2 separate regions of the Homo sapiens genome follow, and region 1 is linked to region 2. The links are chromatin contacts, found by Hi-C or POLR2A ChIA-PET in ENCODE. All regions are on one chromosome and are shown on one strand. Each heading gives the region's core, a stretch centred on a gene start or an enhancer-like site at or near the end of the contact. The rest is flanking DNA. Distances are from core to core; before and after follow the strand shown.

Region 1 (3,369 bases), core at 506-3,005, 37 kb after region 2:
GAGCTGGATGTTTTCAGTTTGTTGAGAGTATACAAAAGAGAGGAGCTGGCTTCTTGACAAATTTCAATAAGGGTTCTTTTCCTCTCCATTTATTTTTAAAAGATATAAACTGCAAAAGTCTAAAGCCCAAACATTCCCTAGGCGACAAGCTCAGTATCCAAGTAATTTCCTTGATGCTGTGGGTTTTAACTTTCACCTCCTTGTATTTTATAAATATCTGTGGCAAGGGAAGAGACTGTAAAACTTGCTAGGAGAGTTTGGCAAAGGAACGTATAATTTGTGTGGCATAATGTTAGAATTACACGATCCTCCCTGACTAGAACTGGATAGTTGTCATGTGTGTTAAATATAGTTACTTGAATTAGCTGTACTTTCAGCTATACGCCTTGCAATAGCTCAAAAGCATTTTTTTTTCCAAATAGCAAAAGAACAACTTTGGAGAAGTATTTTTACTTGTATTGCTATTATATACAGCTCTTTTGACAAAAACTATAATTACTCGATAGCTTCCTAGATGCTCTAACCTATTTGGCACTTGATTATATTGTCTGCTCTTGTCCTCTAATTGTTTCACGTGGGTAAGTTGAGTCTCCTTAAATAGACAGTAATTTTCTCAAAGGCAGGGACCATAGCTTTGACATTTTTTGTAGCACCTGGCGATGCTGGGCACACAGCCTCTTGACTCTACAACAGTTTGAGCAGCAAGCCTCGTGCTTGGGCATAAGGGCTCTGTAGTCATTCAGATGTGGGTCTGAATCCCAACTCAGCGACTAACTTTCTAGTTGGGCAACTGTTGGCCTGACTTTCCTTATCTGTAATATGGACCTAATAATAATAATACCTACCCCCAGTGTTGTTTCAAGGATTGGATGAGATCACCTGTGGCTCTTATGACAGCCTAGATCCAGGGCAAGAGCTCAAAGCATTTTAAGTATGATTATTACTATTCAGCTGTTGGTAAAATATACCAGGGAAGGAGTGAAGCTACATTCTAAGTGTATCATCATTTTCTTCACATTTACTAGCATTTATATTTAATACCTCTAGTGTGGTAGGTGTTAAACATTTAAATAAAAGATATTATTTTCACTCCCTATGACCCCAAGATTTCATTTTTGGTGCAAGGCTACTGAGGGGTTCCTTTACATGGACAAAGGCATACATAAAACAATGAGAAAAATATGTCTCTAGTGGGGAAAGGGAAGTGACGGCTGTATTTTGTAAACTCTATGAAAAAGGGAACTGGTCTTTCCTTTTTCTTCTCTGTTTTGTTATACTCAGTTGGTGATTCAGAGCTTTGAATGGAATAGTTTCTTAGTTCTTATCATTATATTAAGGGCATTAGAATAACATCTATGATAGGTATATTTTAAATCCTAAGCCATGAAAAATTCAAGCATTTGACATTTGTTGGGGTGTATTTGGGGGAGCAAGGGGAAAATTTGCATCACGAGAACAATCCTGGCCAGAGTTGGCTCCTAGGGTAATCACAAACACATGGATTCAAAAATGTCACCCAGAACATATAAATCACAAGCCCGGCTTACCTTCTGTTGCTTTGTTGACAGCTAAAAGAGTACTCAGTACCTTGGAGAAATTGACCCCTGAATAAAGGTCATCAGGATCAAATATCTATGAGAAAGGAAAATTGAAACCGTAAGACACTACAAGTATTCAACTCAACAAACAAAACTATCAAAAGGCCACTTCCTCCAGCTCTCCGGAAAAAAAAAAAAAAAAAAAAAGTGTAGAAGCCAAGACACAAACCTCCATATACCTTTGGGAGAAATGAGAGCAGCAGTTGAGCCGCCTAATGACATGTGGCAGGCCATCAGTGAGTCAGAGCAAAGCAGTAATGGGAAATGAGAGCCAAGCTGAGAAGGCAGCGCCCACCAGGAAATAAACAGTGCATACTCAGACCCACTCTTCTGGCCTGAATGTATCAATAGTTTCAGCCCAGTTACAGGAAGCTCATATGCATGGGTTACAATCAATGCCCATCACCTACATAATGTCCTCGACAGTCCATAAATAAGGAGGTGGAGCCTTTTTGACATGGTTGCATCTGTACAGTTTATTAGCTGTGCCTAGTTGAGTCACTGTCAAAAGTGCCTTTTTCTCTGCTCTCCTTCCTCCCAACTGCCACCCGCTGCATCCCAACTGCCTAGGATCCCAATTCCATGTTGCCCAAACTTTCTGCCCAGGTCTGCCTTTTGCTCCCAGCTTCAGTTCTGTTTCTGCTGTTTGACCTTGCCCCTCTCAGCTCATCATGAATTCAAGTATTTGCCTGCCTGGGCCTATGGGCTCTTCCTGGCTTTAGATGACTTTCCCAAATATGACCTCTGGCCTGTCTAATACTACTCAACTCTTGGCAAAAAACACATTAAGGAAATACATTTCACTTTACCAGTCAACTGTCAATCTGATATGCTATTGTCCCCAGTGAAGATACCAATCAGATGTTGTTTTCAATACAATTTACCTGTTACCTTTGAAATGTAGTCAGTGTGTTAAAATATATTGAGTCTCAAATATGTATATTTGAAATTAGAAGTGTTCTCATGCACAGGTACAATCTATTAATTTGCCAGCCAACAATGTAAGTATGCATATCTGAAGGTAACCAGATGCCCACCTTCTGGATGGAAATGCCCCTTCTAAAAACATTTTGTTCCAGGATGTCTAGAAGTCTCTTAAAGAAAACAGATTGCATCATTTTTTCCCCAAATGTGGTGATGGAAATAAAATGTACCTTTTCATATGGGACATGATTGGTAATGGGCATAGGATTTTAAAGGGTCTGTCTTCCCATTAGGTAGAGCCATTTGTTCCATTTTTAAGCTGCATATTTTCTGGGAACCATATCAAGACAAATTTCTATCTTTTTTGTACATGTTCTTGAAAACCTATAATCTGTTTTTAGAGTGAAAATATATAATATCAATTTTTCACGTTTTGGGGGGTCAATAAAGATACATGCAAATGCAAACCTACACAAGTCTGCCTATTCTAGGATTCACTGCTTTATTCATTTAATCAATGAATATTTTGCATTCAAAGTTAAAATGACCAAAAAGCCCAGATGCATCTAAAAATGAGACATTAATATATTTCTGGTAAAAGAGTAATGCTAATATTACTAAAGAGTTAAACAACAACACATTCCAAATATATTTCTGAATGCTACAATATAAAATTCAAACTTTTCCAGAAATACATTGACAAGAGTTTTGTTTTAGTTTGTCAAAGCCTGGGTGAACAAGAGGCAATAGACTAGAGAGAGTGTCTAGTATCTCCGGGGATTTCAGACTTATTGAGTCTCCCTTAGAACTGATCAACTGGGAAAATGTTAATGACATGTATGCCAAA
Region 2 (3,449 bases), core at 882-3,381:
AAAAAAAAAAAGACCTTATGTGTCTCTTATACTGACCAGAAACAGCAAACTGATGTATTTTTTAAATAAAGTCAAAAGTAATTTACAAGATATAGACTTCTAATATACAACTAGTGGTTTGACACTGTGAACACTGCCACCTAGTACACTGTCTATGTATTGCTACTTTGTTCAGAGCTGTAACAAATACTTAACTATGAAGTGTCCTTATCAAAGGCAACAGGTAAAAGGAAAACAAAACACAAACAGCAATGTTGCTGGCTATCCTATCAGAAATATGCCACACTTACTTTGAACATTCTTCCAAGGCTTGGCAGAGTGTCTGTTGAAATGTGCATACTTCCTCGAAGTTTCCCAGTAAAGATGTAACCTCCACAGTACTCAGACTGAAAAAAAAATACAGTACATGTAGTTATCTATTGTAGTCTAGTTGGCTAATAGTTTGCTAATATATGGTAAATAAAAGGGAGGTAATACCTATATTTTAACTTTTGCTTTTTAATTTATAACAACTCTATTGTCTTAGGCAGCTTCTTAAGCTTCTCCCCTTGATTTTCTTTTATATAATAAGAATAATGATCCTAAAGAAATGGAGTGGTCGTAAGGGACAATTAGGTATTTTATAAAGCAACAGGTAAATTAAAACAAGTGCTTAATACTGAAGTATACAAATAGATAAAAATACATCATAGCTGTGAATAAGTGTAAAAAACTCTTGAGTACCTTCCTCTGGATGAACTGGAACAGTAATTGAAAGATATTATATATGCTCATATAATACACAAGAAAAAATAGCAAAATCAACTTTCTCCTAAACTAAAATGCTCATACATCAATTAAAGGAAATCTTTATGAGATGAAGTAGGAGGAAAAAAATAGTATTGATTTGTTTGTTTCTGGAGTAGAGTGAAGTCAAATAAAGGCAAACTGAACCACTTTATCCAGGGCCTCTGTATGAAGAATGTTCTTATCCATTCCTCCCCTACCAAACAGTAAGTGATAATAATAACAAGAGTCAACACTCATAGAGCACTGAACACTTACACAAGCATTTTACAATTAAAACCTTATTTTAACCTTACAATAACTCTTTAAGGTAGGTATTATGCCAGTGCTGTTTCCATTTTACAGGTGGGGAAACCCAGGCATAGAGAGGTTAAGCAAATCATCCAAAGGTACAAAGCCAGGAAATGCCAAAGACAGAAATTGAACCAAAACATTCTAGCTGCAGAGTCCATGCTCTTAACCACTTTTTGGGAGAAAACGTTTCTGAAGATTTGTTTAAAAAGCCAAGGTTGGGCTGGGCGTGGTGGTTCATGCCTGTAATCCCAGCACTCTGGGAGGCCGAGGCGGGTGGATCACTTGAACCCAGGAGTTCAAAACCAGCCTGGCCGACATGGTGAAACCCCGTCTGTACTAAAAATACAAAGAATTAGCCGAGTGTGGTGGCAGTCGCCTGTAATTCCAGCTACTCGGGAGGCTGAGGCAGAAGAATTGCTTGAACCTGGGAGGCGGAAGTTGCAGTGAGCTGAGATCGTGCCACTGCACTCCAGGCTGGGTGATGGAGTAAGACTCTGTCAAAAAATAAAAAAGCCCATGTCTGCCACATGTTCTTCTCCTTAAGTGTATAGTAACACTAGGCCGGGTGTGGTGGCTCACGCCTGAAATCCCAGCACTTTGGGAGGCTAAGGCAGGCAGATCACTTGAGGTCAGCAGTTCAAGACCAGCCTGGCCAACATGGCGAAATCCCATCGCTACTAAAAATACAAAATTGCCATGCGTGGTGGCACATGCCTGTAGTCTCAGCTACTCAGGAGGCTGAGGCAGGAGAATCGCTTGAACCTGGGAAGCAGAGGTTGCAGTGAGCCGAGATCTCACCACTGCACTCCAGCCTGGGGGTGGAGTGTATTGTATATGCTATATAATATATATATTATATATTATACATATATATATATATATATATATAGAATACCAGGGGAGTATTCCCAAGAGAATATTTTTTTGCTGACTAAGAAAGAAAGGGAAGAAGACCAAAACAAACATTACCAGTAACTCTGAGAGAATAAAAAACTGCCAGTTCCTCTGCTGTAATGCCATCCTGAATCACAAGCTGGAAAACCCCTATTCTAAAGTGAAACCTTTAGCCAACCAACTTCCCTGGTTGTTGCTCTCTCAGAGCAGTGAGAACTTAAGTTGGGGCCTTACCTGAACTTGACTGGGGGCTTATCTGGCCCCTTCACGATCAGATAATAGTCAGTCTGGTTTGCTCAAATCACTTTGGGGCCGACAAGATAGTGAGAAGTAATGGAAACTTACTATCACTGCATTCTGAATTCATTTAGGAACAGTACAGGTCTGACTCAGGTCTCTCACCTCCTTGGCCCTGACTCTTTTCCAAGGAACTCAAACAAACCAGTAAGAAAAAAAAACAAATAATCCCATCAAAAAGCAGGCAAATGACATGAACACACACTTCTTAAAAGAAGACTTACAAATGGCCAACCAACATATGAAGAAATGCTCAGTATCACTAATCATCAGAGAAATGCAAATTAAAACCATGAGATACCACCTCCGCCCAGCCAGAATGGCCATTATTAAAAAGTAAAAAATAATAGATGTTGGTGTGGATGTGGTGAAAAGGGAACACTTACACACTGCTGGTGGGAATGTTAGTACATTAGTACTAACATTAGTACAGCCTCTTTGGAAAGCACTACAGAGTTTTCTCAAAGCTAAAAGTAGATCTACCATTCCATCCAGCAATCTCACTACTGAGTATTTAGCCAAAGGAAAAGAACTCATTAAATCCTCTTATTGTTTCTTGATCACTAATCAGTCCCTCTCCTTCATTTAAAATCTTACCGTCTCCCCTCCCAGAGTTACCACTTCAGTTTCCATCTCCTCTGCCTGTCACTTCCAGAAAACAGAAAGCATGTTTCACTTGGCAGCAGGGGGCACAGTGGCTCCAGCCTGGCCATGTACTGGCTGTGGGATGGGCAAGGCAGTAAACCTGTCTGGACTTCAGCTTCTTCTCTATTTAATAGAGATAGTCATTTCTCCCAGGATACTAGACCCAATGATTTACAGATTTACTTCAGCTCTAAGAAATATGATTCACAGAACACTTCATATTTCACATGATAATAACAAAAAATACTTTGTTTTTTGTTTTGTTTTGTTTTGTTTTTTTGAGATGGAGTCTCACTCTGTCCCCCAGGCTGGAGTACAGTGGCATGAACTTGGCGCACTGCAACCTCCGCCTACCGAGTTCAAGCGATTCTCCTGCCTCAGCCTCTTAAGTAGCTGGGACTACAGGTGCGCACCACCAAGCCGAGCTAATTTGTATTTTTAGTAGAGATGGGGTTTCGCCATGTTGCCCAGATTGGTCTTGAACTCCTGGCCTCAAGTGATCCACCCGCCTCGGCCTCCCACAGTGCTGGGAT

What was found. Hi-C counts contacts between places; a loop is a spot of excess contacts on that map. ChIA-PET counts read pairs that join two places held with the same protein, here RNA polymerase II (POLR2A). Pooled maps may share reads with other maps.
Region 1: a loop to region 2 is called in a map of heart right ventricle, with 7 times the contacts of the local background. The contact joins two enhancer-like sites. A Hi-C loop is called at or near these places in 4 of 168 maps with a recorded cell type or tissue (B cell, heart right ventricle and naive thymus-derived CD4-positive, alpha-beta T cell), 8 of 37 single-sample maps with no recorded cell type and 14 of 50 pooled maps. POLR2A ChIA-PET finds 5 or more read pairs at or near these places in 9 of 52 experiments (A673, CD4-positive, alpha-beta T cell, GM12878 and 5 more).

What each region holds. Positions count from the first base shown.
Region 1 is chrX:136,745,961-136,749,329 of GRCh38, forward strand. It overlaps ARHGEF6 (Rac/Cdc42 guanine nucleotide exchange factor 6), which reads right to left. Exons shown (of 22, transcript NM_004840.3): 3 at 1,548-1,632. Among named protein-coding and RNA genes, the nearest start is that of ARHGEF6, 33 kb to the right of the region's middle. Within about 2 kb of position 1,756, at least 3 of the 41 ENCODE cell types and tissues checked have a DNase peak (open chromatin) inside an H3K27ac peak, as active enhancers do; they include B cell, where a contact is called at or near this core.
Region 2 is chrX:136,708,385-136,711,833 of GRCh38, forward strand. It overlaps ARHGEF6 (Rac/Cdc42 guanine nucleotide exchange factor 6), which reads right to left. Exons shown (of 22, transcript NM_004840.3): 8 at 291-386. Among named protein-coding and RNA genes, the nearest start is that of CD40LG, 62 kb to the left of the region's middle. Within about 2 kb of position 2,132, at least 7 of the 41 ENCODE cell types and tissues checked have a DNase peak (open chromatin) inside an H3K27ac peak, as active enhancers do; they include B cell, where a contact is called at or near this core.